3 separate regions of the Homo sapiens genome follow, and all the other regions are linked to region 2. Evidence: chromatin contacts called from ENCODE Hi-C data. All regions are on one chromosome and are shown on one strand. The core of a region is the stretch at or near the end of the contact, and the rest is flanking DNA. Distances in the headings are between cores, read along the strand shown. Region 1 holds the start of STRAP (serine/threonine kinase receptor associated protein). Region 2 holds the start of C2CD5 (C2 calcium dependent domain containing 5). Region 3 holds the start of ERGIC2 (ERGIC and golgi 2).

Region 1 (4,619 bases), core at 576-3,075, 6.7 Mb before region 2:
GAATGCTGAATTCTATCAAAAACTTCTTACACATCTTTTGATATGATTTTCTTTAATCTTTTAATATTGTTAATTATATCAATTACATTAACCTGTCTTCTAATATTAAATTGACCTTGAAGCCTACCCAATTGGTCATAATACACAATACTCTTAGAACTCAGAATCCAAATGAGCAGGAAATAATACATTCTTTAGAGCCAAGTATGTACCATAACTTACCAATTATATTCTTATCTACACACAATGAGCAATAAATGAACATGTATCAGTATCTGACCAGTTGTGTCATTTTGAGTGGGTCTTTTATTTACCTCCATCAGTAATGCAACAATCTATTTAATCAGTAAACAGTCATGCTGAGTATTCACTAAATGCCATTCACTTTTCTGGCACTAGAGTACAAATGACAAAGCCATAACCATTGCCATTAAGGAGTTCATAAATGTGTGAGTGGTGCGTATGTGTGAGACAAAAGGGAGAGGATGGCACAAAGGAGGAGTCGAACAAGATAAAATGAAAAACATATATAGTAAGTGCTTTACCGTAAGTGAATGAACGAGAGTACTAAGGAAAAAGAATGGAGACGTATTTCAAGTTCTCACGTTGTTTGACTCGAATCTTGTAGACGGTGTTTGCTGCAAAAAGATGAAGAAAACATTCACAGACATTTATGTTGATTACATATTTATTGCTATGTGCCCAGACGTTTTGACCTTGGGGATAAAGTAGCAAAGAAAACACAAAAATCTCTGTTGTATTGGGTTTACATTCTATCAATAAAGATACAACTTGCCCAGAGAAAAGCCCTCTCCTGGTTAGGAAACAGTATCAACAATTAACAGCTCTGGTGGTTTCACAGAGCCACAGTGGGCTGCCTGCTGCAGACAATATCAGAGTTTGTTTATATTTAAATATTATTTTAATATTTCTATTTTTGTCCATGTATTATAATGCACATCTATGTAATTTGCAAATCATCACTCATATATACATCATATCAAAAGGTGTAAAAGTTTTTGATAGAATTCAGCATTCATTCGCTTATAAAATGAGTGAAGGCTCACTTTACGGATGAGAGTATTTCATCAAAAAAATTGGGGATCTACGACTCTAGAGTTCTCCGAAGTCCACCAAGGAAAAAGTAACTTGAATTTAATCGCATTTAAAACTATATAGTATCCACTCCTAAAACATTAGCAACATAGGAAAACTTACACAGCGGAAGAAATGACTGGGGATTTTTTTTTTTTTTTTAATACATGGTCTCGCTCTGTTGCCCAGGCTGGAGTGCGGTGGCGCGAGCACCGCTTACTGCGGTGTCGACCTCTCGGGCTCGAGTTATCCTCCCACCTCAGCCTTCCAAGTAGGTGGGACCACAGGCACCACCACTCCAAGCCCGTATATGGTTTTTAAATAAGACAAATTGCAAAAAACGTTGCCAGACAGCGTTCGCTGGTTTGGGCCGTCACTGGGTATGGCTCGTGTCCGTCTAGATATTCAGAGGCCGAGCACAGTCCTCAGTAGGGCTGCTCGGCAGGTACACAGCTGACGCTGGTCCTTGGACTTATGGGAGTGGGAACAACTTTCAACTCGGCCGCGGACCAGGAAGGCGTTCTGACCCGCTAGAGCTCGGGGACAGGGACCCCATCCCGGTGCCTAGAGCGTCTCCCTTAGTCGGCGTGGGCCAGCGCCAGTTACCTCACGAGCACTGAACTAGCGCCTGCGCCCTTCTATACTTCTCGCTCTTTCTTCAAGTCACTTCTACCCGGCGAGCCCGCCCTCCCGCCAATCGTCATTTCCGGCGGGTGCTCTGCGTCATTTACGTCGTCACTTCCTGCCGATGCCGGTGTGGACGCTGTGAATCGTGGCTGGCCCGGTTCTCCGCTTCTCCCCATCCCCTACTTTCCTCCCTCCCTCCCTTTCCCTCCCTCGTCGACTGTTGCTTGCTGGTCGCAGACTCCCTGACCCCTCCCTCACCCCTCCCTAACCTCGGTGCCACCGGATTGCCCTTCTTTTCCTGTTGCCCAGCCCAGCCCTAGTGTCAGGGCGGGGGCCTGGAGCAGCCCGAGGCACTGCAGCAGAAGAGAGAAAAGACAACGACGACCCTCAGCTCGCCAGTCCGGTCGCTGGCTTCGCCGCCGCCATGGCAATGAGACAGACGCCGCTCACCTGCTCTGGCCACACGCGACCCGTGGTTGATTTGGCCTTCAGTGGCATCACGCCTTATGGGTATTTCTTAATCAGCGCTTGCAAAGGTGAGCAAGGCCGCAATCCTGGTCCTCGACGGCTGGGACTGGGCTGAAAGGGATCGGGACCCGCACGCTCCAGTGCCGAAGCGGTGGTGTGGTGAGGGGGGAGGGGGCGATATTAACATCTGAGATGAGAGCCAACACTGGTCCGGTGGAGAAAGGAGTGTGTTAGGGAATCCGCAGCTGGAGCCGAGAGGACGCTTTTGTAGAAACTATTACCTCCAACTAAGACCTCTCTCCTTATTTTATTTTTATTGCTATTTTTGAAGGAGCTGGTCAGCATTTGCCTAGACTCTCGGGACAACACGGTAAATAGCTTTCAAGGATTTGGGGAAAGGAGAAATTAGGCCAGGCCGTGCAATACCTTACAAAGACGTTCGCTCTTGTCTCACTGGATATTCCTTTGTGGTATTAGCCTCATTTTTCAAATGGGAAACTGAGATTCAGGCTAAGATGTCTGTCCAAAATAAGACTAAAATCTAGATTGTTTTGACGCAGATCAGTATTCCCAGCCAATTACAGATGCTTTTCAGAGAGAATGATCTGTTCAGCTCTTCAGTTAATTTATTACTGCACATTCCTTAGTGCCTTCAGTGGGTGGTGGTAGTTAAATAGCTGAAACAATTTTTCCACTTTGTCATTGAACATCATTGTATATTTACATTTGAATCTTAGACTTTAAGTAATCTGAACTTATAAATTACATGTTTTAAAAAATATTTTCTAGATGGTAAACCTATGCTACGCCAGGGAGATACAGGAGACTGGATTGGAACATTTTTGGGTCATAAAGGTGCTGTTTGGGGTGCAACACTGAATAAGGATGCCACCAAAGCAGCTACAGCAGCTGCAGATTTCACAGCGTAAGTGTAGCCAAGATGGCTAACTTTGGTGTTCTCTGTAGCTTGTGTCCTGAAATAATCAAAAACTTCAGTGTCAGATATTCATAAAATTCTGACTCACTGGCTGCCATACAGAACGCATGTTTGATCCCACCAAAATTCCATCGTGGTCCATCGTGGTCCTGTGTGCTTCTTTGTCTTCAGTGGTTCTCAAAATTTTCAGAGGCCTAAATGACTTATTCCGTATATTTTGATTGAGACTCAGGAATCTGCATTAACAAACGCACCAGATAATGAATGTTGATCTCCTTTACGAATGCTGCTCTGTGTGTACTCCTTAGTGATATCCTACATTGATGGCCCTAGGTTTTTATTTCAATCCCGGTTTTTGTTAACTGGCTTTAGGCATCATTAAAACTCATTGTGTCAAAAACAAACAAACAAAAAAACAACAAAAAAACAAAACTCAGCTGCTCGTCATTTCCTAAGTTTTTAAAGGTTGAAATCTAAAGCATTCTTGATTTTCCCTTATATCTAGATTATCATCATCTTTTTTGATTCTGCCAGCGGGATGTCTCCTGACTCCAATGTTCCTTCATGTAGTAACTGTGGCTGCCTTAGTTCAGGATCATTTTTAACTTTCAGTAGTTTCTTTTCCTCCTATTCATTTTCCATATTGTTGCCAGTTGTCTTCCTAAAAACATACTTGATCATGTCACTTCTCTACTAATGATCTTCCTGTCTTCCCTTTGCCATTTTAGTAGTTCATGACCTTTGATGTACATTAGAATATCTGGAGAGCTTTTCAAATATTCAAATGGTATGAGTCCCAGAAATTCGGATTTTTAAAACTTTTTTTTTTTTTTACTTTTTTACTATATATTTATATTTTATACTTTTTACTACATTTAAAAATATTTTTTAATACTTTTTACTATACAGACAGTATCTAGCTATGTTGTCCAGGCTGTCTTAAACTCTTGGCCTCCATGCCTCAGCCTCTCAAAGAGCTGGGGTTACGGGGGTGAACTACTGTGCCTGGTACAGAAATTCTGGTTTGATTGGTCTGGGGATGGAGTACTGGTCATACTGATTATTGGTGTTTTTTTATTTTTCTTTCTTCCTTTTCTTTCCTGATGTGCAGTCATAGAATTGCTGACCTAAAGGACACATTTCAATTGTTGGCCCTTTACAGTTTGCTTCATCCTAGTTCATCAGCATCATCCTCTGCCATTGCACACCATAAACCTACAATCTAATTATACTAATCTTATTGTTGCCAGAATATACCTTACCTGTTCTGACTTTTGGCGGTTAATTATGTTATTAAACTGACTTGCAGTGGCCCTCGTTGCCTTTTTGGGAATGTATCATATTTTATAAATCTTGTTATCTCCAGTTCCTACTTGGTATTTGTAACTTAGGAATTTGACACTTCATTGTTTAAACTGATGAAGGCAATATCAAGAACTGTTGTGCATACACAGATTTATTAGACTTAAGAGGCTAGAGAGTACAAGTGGTG
Region 2 (4,291 bases), core at 860-3,359:
CCTCATCCCTAACAAGCTCCACTACCCACATATCTCATACCCTTTCCTCCAGACACGTACTAAACTAAGGCAGTTTCCTGAACATACTATATATCCCAGTCTATGCCTTTGCCTTTGATGTTCCCTTTGCCTGGTAAAATCCTGGGTGTCCTTCAAGGCCCACTTCAAATGTCACTTTCACAAGAAGCCTTTCTCAACCTTCAGAGACAGAATTCTTTCCATATTCTAATACAATACTCATCACTTTGGTGAGGCCGTATTAGCAGAGTGGTTAAGAGAACAAACTGTCAGGCTGTGGAGGTTTGCAAGCTATGTAACCTTAAGCAAATTATTTACCCTTCCTGGGCCTCAGTTACATCCACTGTAACATGGGACAATAACAATACTCCTATAGCAGGACTGTTGTGAAAACTAAGAATTTAAAAGTACTTAGTACAGATCTGGCAATTATTAAATTCAACACGTTACCTATTAGTTATTAAATAGGCTGTGTGGGTCAATGTCTGAACTACCGGAAAGCAAACACTATGTTTTAGTTATTTGTGGATTCCTATCACCTAACATCTGGCACAAGAGCACTCAAGAACTTTCTCAAATGAAGTGATTAAGAATCACCATGACAATGGGCAGGGGAGGCAGTGAACTGTAATTATTCGGTTAGAGAACATTTAGGAAACATCAGGAATATTGAGATGAAATCGAGCTATATATTATGATATATCTATCCATCAATTCTAAGCACTAATAGCCCAAATGATTGCTGCTCTAATGCTCTGGCTCATCACGCCAATTTTTATTACAATCTTTACTTGGCTTCTTTCAGACTCTGGGTTATTACCTTCCGGCCGTAGGCCTTTACTAATTTGCATGACTTTTAAACTAATCATTAGACTTAAAAAGCAATTTTGCAATTTAAGTCCATGGCAATTAAATGACTTCCTACCTCAAGGCGCTAAATTACCCTGAAACACCTCATCAGACCTACCAGCCTATACAAGAGCAGGAAGTGTTGCAGTTGTGTTTTAGAACGTGCATGGCAGATTCACAAAATGTTAGGCATGAGAGTGGATTTCCTCGCACTGTGGGACTCCAAGTGCCCATAAAGGGCTTCATGCACCTTCTTAAACATGATGTCCAGCACTCTGGCCACCCCTTCCAAGGGTGTGTGTGTGCCTGTGTGTGTGTGTGTTTCAGTGGCTGCGGGGCCACACCTTGGGATCTCCTGAGTGGCAGGTGGCCTGTTAATGAGTCCTGACATCAGAGTCATTCCGGCATTTGTGTGTGTGTGTGTGTATGTGTGTGAGTGTGTCGGTGGCTGCGCGGCCACGCCTTGGGATCTCCTGAGTGGCAGGTGGCCTGTTAATGAGTCCTGACATCAGGGTCACCCCCGCATGCACAACAGTACAAGCCTCCCCGCGCAGCGGACTGTGCCGCGGACGCCTGCAAGCCGTGCACCCATCGCACACACTGAGGTCTCGGCGGTCATCCCTCGTGGGAGAGCTGGACAACCACGGCCGAAGGGAGGGCAGTCGAGGGGGGAATAGGCTGAGGGGCTGGGGGCGAGGTGGGTAGATCCTTCACAGGGCTTGGCGCTCCCTGTGTTTTGAGGGGCAGGACCCTGCACCAACCTCCACGAAGGCATCAGTCAGGTCACTAGCACGGTCCATCACTGGCAAATGGCGCCCGGCCACGATTTTCACCTTCAGCTTCCCTGGCATGGTCTCGGTTTCGGCCTCTTCTTGGGCTCCTGCAGAAACAAACAAACGAGTCTGCGCCGAGCGCGGGGCCGGCGGGAGAGGGGCGGAGGCGCGCGGGGTAACTGACAGCGAAGGAGCGCGCGGGGGCGCGCGCGGGCGCCCGGCAGTCGCGCCACGGGTCGCCACTCACTGTCGCAGGAGGAAGGGTGCTGTCCCGCGCGGGTGCTGAGACCTCATTCCGGAGAGGCGGCGGGAGGAAGGGCTTTGATGGGTTCTTCCGTCCCGGCCCCACAAGGCTGGGACGAAAAGCAAAACCCAGTCAGCATCCCGTTGAGCCTCTGCCGCCCCTGCTTGTCTCTCCTCCCCCGCTCTCAAAAATGGCGGCTCTCGGGGCGCGGAAGAAAGCATCGATCGTTCGGCGCTCTGCCCACTTGGCGGGGCGAAACTAAACTCGCCGAGGAAAGATAAGGGGGCGGGGCTGACGTTGAGAAAGCTGGAGGGCAGGGAAATGGGCCGAGTCCTGCATCATCCACCGAGTGGGGGCTGTGGATAGGTGCGGCGCTGCTTCCCTGGAGGGAAACGCTCCATCTTGCGGGCCGAAGCGCGAGTGCTGCTCTGTGACAGCCTCCGGCCGCGGCCTTCCCAGCTGCTACCGCCGCTTTTCGGATGGGCTGTGATAGATGGAGTAGCAGCGAAGACTGCTAGAAGAGCGTTTTCAGTCGGCCTTTAGTGATTCGTAAAACCAAATTAGCTGGTTTCTACTTGGAAGGGGTACAGGTGCGTGTGGTGGTTCCAGTTTTCTGTGAAATAGAGTTAGATGGCCAGGCACAGTGGCTCACGTCTGTAATCCCAGCACTTTGGGTGGCCGAGGCGGGCGGATCACCTGAGGTCAGGAGTTCAAGACCAGCCTGGACAACATGGCGAAACCCCGTCTCTACTAAAAATACAAAAATTAGCTGGGCGTCGTGGCGAGCGCCTCTAATTCCAGCTACTCAGGAGGCTGAGGCAGGAAAATCGCTTGAACCTGCGAGGCGGAGGTTGCAGTGAGCCGAGATCACTCCTCTGTCTCCAAAAAAAGAAAAAAAAGAAAGAAAGAAATAGAGATACCAGGCACATCTCGAATAGTGAAATAAATATTTAGTGAAATATTTTATTCAGTCATAGGCACTTGTGTTGTGCACTGGGTCACAGATATTACTGTGGGCGGGGTGGGGGAGGTCACCTTGAAATCCAAAGTCTCCTCTTGAAAAAAAGTTTCTGCTGGTAGGTGTGGTGGCTCAGATTTGTAATCCCAGCACTGTGGGAGGCTGAGGTGGGAGGATCGATTGAGTCCAGGAGTTCGAGACCAGCCTCATGGAGACGAGGCAACACAGTAAGACCCCTTCTTTACAAGAAATGCAAAAATTAGCTGGGCCGGTGGCTCGTCTGTGGTCTCAGCTACCTAGGAAGCTGAGGTGGGAGAATCTGGGAGAATTGCTTGAGCCCAGGAGTTTGAGGCTGCAGTGAGCTGCCATCTCACCACTGCACCCCAACCTGGGCAACAGAGCAAAACTCTGTCTCTTAAAAAAAATTTTTTTTTAATTAAATGTCCTGCACTCTTAGATCATCTCAGTGTTCTTATTAAGCATCCACAAGCCTAAAGATAAGACCTACAGTAGTAGCAGAAGTTCAGGACTTCCTACCATGGAAAGTATAGTCAACCACAAGAAATAAACATGGAGAGCGTTAAACATCTTGAAGAATTGACCCAACTATAAATAAAGTAAGGTGTTATCTACAGGCTCAGACCATATTAGGGAAATTGAGGCACACACAAGATGTAAATAAATCAGTCCTTACCAAATATCAAAATCAGCATTGACAGTATACCCAGTATCAACAAAATCAGAGTTCATGCCGGCTCAAAGATTGTAACATTTCATTCCTAAGTGAAGATATCCGTATGATCTTTTTAACTTCGAAAATACTCAATAGAGTAAATACTCCAAACAGTAGTGATCCCGAATTATCTTTTCATGACAAAAATTCCTTCTATGGCAGGAATATTGTTCACATAAGTGAGAAATTGAACTCCTACAGAGAAAACGACTTCCTCAAAATAAAAATCTAAAAAAATCGCTTGCTTTTTGGACTAGAGAAACTTTTATCAATTCAAACTATGTCAAAGGAATAGGGGTCATAGATCCCATGCGAATTTCCTTAGGTCCACCTGCAGCTTTTTCTGGAGTCTGACTCTGCCCTTAAAATACCCTTGCCAGAATTCTGAAGGTTGGCTACACTATGTGATCAACGTTTTTTATTTATTTATTTATTTAGAGACAGGGACTCACTCTGTGTCCCACACTGGAGTGCAGTGACATGATCATAGCTCACTACAGCCTCAATCTTCTGGGCCAAGCGATCCTCCCACCTCAGCCCCCCAAGTTCCTGGGACTACAAGCACATACCACCATGCACCGCTAGTTTTTTAAATTTTTTGAAGAGATGGAGTCTCCCTGTATTGCCCAGGCTGGTCTCAATCCTGGTTTAAGCCATCCTCCTGCCTTGACCTCACAAAGTGGTGGGATTACAGGCATGAGCCATCTTGCCCGGCA
Region 3 (4,154 bases), core at 405-2,904, 6.8 Mb after region 2:
GTCTACATTTTGACTAAGTAACAAGGCAACATTTGTAACTACAGATGTTAGAAAATGAAAATAAAAAATAACAAGAGCTAACATGCATTGAGTGTTTACTGTGTGCCAGGTATTGTTCTAAATGCTTTGTATGTTTCAACACATTCAATCCTCACAACCTTCCTATGAGTTAAGTATCATTATTTCATTTGGCCGATGAAGGAACTAAGGCACAGAGAGGTTAAATAATTTGACCACTATGACATTAAGAGGCAGAATTACAATAAATATTGGGAAACTATTAAATAGGATTTTTAGCAGGCACTGACTGCCTAAAAGTAACTTCTGGTAAAGAAAAAAAAAATAGCCATTTCTTTCACTTAAATCATCAATCCCCAAAGAAAGAAAATGTGTGGGTGGTTGTTGTTGTTTCCCTAACTCTCGTTGTTCCAGACTAGGCCTGATTTCCTTTGAGAGATCTTTCAAACTTGATATATTTTTATGATTTGTACCAGGAAGCCATTATAACACGCAACTGTATACTAAAGTTCACCATCATTTAAAAAAAAAAAAAAAATCCTCCTCTCTCTATCCATCCCTGCACCGCCAACCCCCACCCTCCCAAAAAATCAGAATTTTTTTCCTCATGTTTTCCACTAGAACTGGCATAATTACAACAACTTAAAGATATCAACAAACAAATTAGGTAAATAACCATGTCTTTTTTCAGTGAACAAGCCAGGCTCATTCTTTATAATTGCTGTATACTGGAGTCCAATGTATCAGGCTAGGCAATTAACTGAAATACTGAATTACAACTTCAAATGAATAAATCCTGTTTTTAACTGTAACTTTCATTGCTTCTGAAAACCAGTCTGGCAACATTTTAACAGCTATTATGCCACTTTGTCTTTAAGTCTCGGGGGCACTAAAATATAAAAGTTATTTAAACGTGTTTTCTCAAACAATGACCTGTCAACTCTATATACTACAGATAAACAAGGCTATTCTCCACCACGAGTTGACACGTTGCCTTCGGAAGGTTTCCTGCGCCGAGGAAAAGTAGTGACAGTCGAACCTGTCTCTCAGCATCTCGCCCTCCCCCGCCCCCTTCTCATTTTCCGAAGCACTGTGCGAAACTCCTTCCGGGCAAGGCCAAGACTCTTAAAGAGACAGAGGGCAACGTGCTGCCACGAATGTGGCATTTGTCTGAATGGGGGTAGGGAGTCTGACATCCGGGAGGACTGGGACTCGACCGATTGGGATCCTACTCGCCTGCGGACTGGAGAAACCACCTGGGAACCGGGCACTGTGACAAGCAAAGGGTCAGAATCAGGTGCGATCGAGGAAGCACCTGAACTCCTTCGAGTTGCAGGATAGCACACAAGCACCCGGACCTGGCAAAGGGAAGCTCCCAGTAGCATCGTTGCCTAGGGTCCTGCCAGTAACGCCCCCGTGGGAGGTGGAGCGGCTTCTCCGTCCGACCGGCTCTCTAGAGATCAATGAAGACAGGAAGCCAAGCCCATGACAGGCTCCCAGTTCCCTCAATTGCATTTACGCCCTAAACAGCCCTGGAACAACCGAGGGAACAGCACCCAGCGGTGTTTCAGTATTTTACCTTGTGTTATGGTCCCAGCCTACCGCCATGTTTCACAGAAGCCCGGGTCGCCGGGGCTCCCGCGTACCCGGAAATATCGCGAGAACAAAAGCGACTATCACAGCTGAAAACGTCAGAAAAGAGACAATGTACAGATCTCGCGATATTCCCTTTGCTTACGACGTGCTTAGGGAATGAAGAGGCGTGGTTAAGATAAAAGAGGCGTGCCTACAGGGAAATGAGGTTGCAACTTGTTTTAGGTGTAATCGCGCCGCCAGTCCGGTTCTGTTTCTATGGGAAGGGAGGGGTTACTTTCCGACTAACACTGAGACTGCAGAACGAATCTCAGCTCCTCACACCGTATTTCATTACTAATAAGAGCCTTGGGCGCAGAAATTATCCCTAACAACCCTAATGCATATCACCTGTGCAATTGTTTTGTTTCCCTCTTTCAGTTTTTGTGTCGTTTTCCCCTGACAAGAACATTTGAGCTTCCTTTTCCGCCATAGGTAACGCTTTTTATTATTTGATCAGCGTTTTTATTGTCTTCCAGGTTTTAATATCATAAGAAAGCACATATGTCTTCCTCATCTCCCTTCGCCAACACCAACTATGCCTTCAAATATTTGTTAAGAAAGAAAATTAATACCTCATCTTTTTCTACCACTTCATAGAACAGGAGTTAATAGACGGAACTTCGGAAAGAAAAGTTAAATGTGAACTCCTGGAGAGTAAACCCATTCCAGGTTCCTTTTCACCCATCTGTTACCAGATTTTATAATCAAACATTGAGATTTAAATTTTCTGATTCATTGACCTAGAAGTCTAACAACGGCATAATTATGACAACTGCTTATAATTACTGTTTAAAGGCTTTAACTGCTTTTTTAAAAAATCTGCGTATCCTCACAACACTCTTAGAAGATAATACCAGTATTTACCTGTTTTATAAATACGGAATTTGAGTCAAGGGGTAGTGAAGTGATTTACCCAAATTCAGACCGCTGGGAGAGTCAGGGAAATCTTGATCACAATACTAAACTGTGCCTCAAAGGAAAAAAATCACATTGTTTTATGTAGTGAATTAACCTTTACTGAAATACTAAATTTCACTAAATTGAATATCCCCCAAAATAAGGACTGATGAAAAGTTTCCAATGAATCAATTTTATTTTCAGACTTTCAGAGTTAGTCTAATTAAATCAATTTAAAGTTCTCACTTTCTTGACATGCTTAAGAAGTATAGTGTAGTGGGTGAAATCATAGACACTGGAGACAGGACTTCCTGGGTTAGAATTCCAGATCAGCAACTTACTAGCATGTAACCTTGACCACATTATTTCATCTCTTTGTGTCTCCATTTGCTCATCTGTAAAATGGGCATGATAATATCTCAGAGTTGTTACGAGGATTAAGTAAATTAATATACATCTAAAATGCCTTTTTTTAATCTTTGCCGTAAAGGCATCAGCAACTCTTCCTTCTTTGTGAATATGGGCTCTTGCTTGGATGGAGGCTGGCTGTTGTTCACTTAGTTACATCTGATCCCTCATCTCCTGGATAACCTACTTTCAGGGTAACAACTATCCCATGAGAGTTGGATTTCCCAGTGTAGCAAAACTGACTAATTTGATCCTTCTTATTTAGAAAACAACTCACCATTTTCTAATCTACCCAGTGAAGAGGGAACTTAATTTCCCCTGAAGATTGAAACTCTCGGGCTGCAGCTAAAGCCGCATTCTTTTCATTAAAGGCCAGGGTTTGATCTAACAGTAGCACGACATCTCTGCAAGCGAGGTCAAAGGTTTGCCCTAGACCCTGTAGGACATCTATGTACCTATCAGGATCATCTTTAAAAAGAGATAGATACTTAATCTTGTGTTATCAGTGGCGTTATGTCTGAAAAACAATTTGCTTTAAAAAGTCCATTATGTATTACCCGCATAAGATAGGTTTTAGACTGAGATTAATAATTGTTCCATAACAACCTGTATTTAGTAAAGATGATCAAAAGGTGTTTTTGTGCCATTTTTTTCTTTCTCTAGTTCGATTGAATAATTCATGGGCTTTTTTCTAATTCTCCTTAGTCCTTCTAGAACACAGGTCAACAGATGTTTATGACTTCAGTCCCCATGATCTGAGTCAAGGTCCCAGTGGGGATCCATACTGGGGATGGCTTGCTGACCAGTCGGGAATTTGTCCCTTTCTTCGGCTGTCATTCTGTCATTTACTTGACTAAGATACCAGGTATCTCCAAACTCTTGGGCTGCAGCTAAAGCCGCATTCTTTTCATTAAACGCCAGGGTTTGATCTAACAGTAGCATGACATCTCTCCAAGTGAGGTCAAAGGTTTGCCTAGACCCTGTAGGACATCTGTGTACCTATCAGGATCATCTGAAAACTTCCCCAGGTCTGCCTTGATCTGCTTTAAATCAGAGAGGGAGAAGGGGACATGTACCCGGGTTGGGCCAAATACCCCTCCCGCTATAGCTTGAAGGGGACATAACCAATAGCCCGGGGTTTTTTGTGGTCCTTTGGAGATTTCCTTGCTTGTTTCCTTCTGGCCAGGGGAGATTAG

The links. A loop is a pair of places that touch in the nucleus more often than their neighbours do. Pooled maps may share reads with other maps.
Region 1: a map of CD8-positive, alpha-beta T cell shows a loop between it and region 2 (8-fold over the local background). The contact joins the promoter of STRAP here to the promoter of C2CD5 in region 2. A Hi-C loop is called at or near these places in 2 of 168 maps with a recorded cell type or tissue (CD8-positive, alpha-beta T cell and naive thymus-derived CD4-positive, alpha-beta T cell) and 7 of 50 pooled maps.
Region 3: a loop to region 2 is called in a map of CD8-positive, alpha-beta T cell, with 17 times the contacts of the local background. The contact joins the promoter of ERGIC2 here to the promoter of C2CD5 in region 2. A Hi-C loop is called at or near these places in 1 of 168 maps with a recorded cell type or tissue (CD8-positive, alpha-beta T cell), 1 of 37 single-sample maps with no recorded cell type and 8 of 50 pooled maps.

The regions. Positions count from the first base shown.
Region 1 is chr12:15,880,562-15,885,180 of GRCh38, forward strand. STRAP (serine/threonine kinase receptor associated protein) reads left to right here and starts at 1,826. Exons shown (of 10, transcript NM_007178.4): 1 at 1,826-2,258; 2 at 2,980-3,115. The coding sequence starts at 2,147. It overlaps LOC102724146 (a long non-coding RNA gene), which reads right to left and starts at 1,737. Exons shown (of 6, transcript XR_007063230.1): 1 at 1,219-1,737; 2 at 546-638. RefSeq lists enhancers at 1,244-1,473, 1,784-1,903.
Region 2 is chr12:22,542,433-22,546,723 of GRCh38, forward strand. It overlaps C2CD5 (C2 calcium dependent domain containing 5), which reads right to left and starts at 2,110. Exons shown (of 27, transcript NM_001286176.2): 1 at 1,888-2,110; 2 at 1,629-1,747. The coding sequence starts at 1,718. RefSeq lists enhancers at 351-870, 2,011-2,240 and a silencer at 1,751-1,870.
Region 3 is chr12:29,379,518-29,383,671 of GRCh38, forward strand. It overlaps ERGIC2 (ERGIC and golgi 2), which reads right to left and starts at 1,655. Exons shown (of 14, transcript NM_016570.3): 1 at 1,598-1,655. RefSeq lists an enhancer at 1,218-1,387.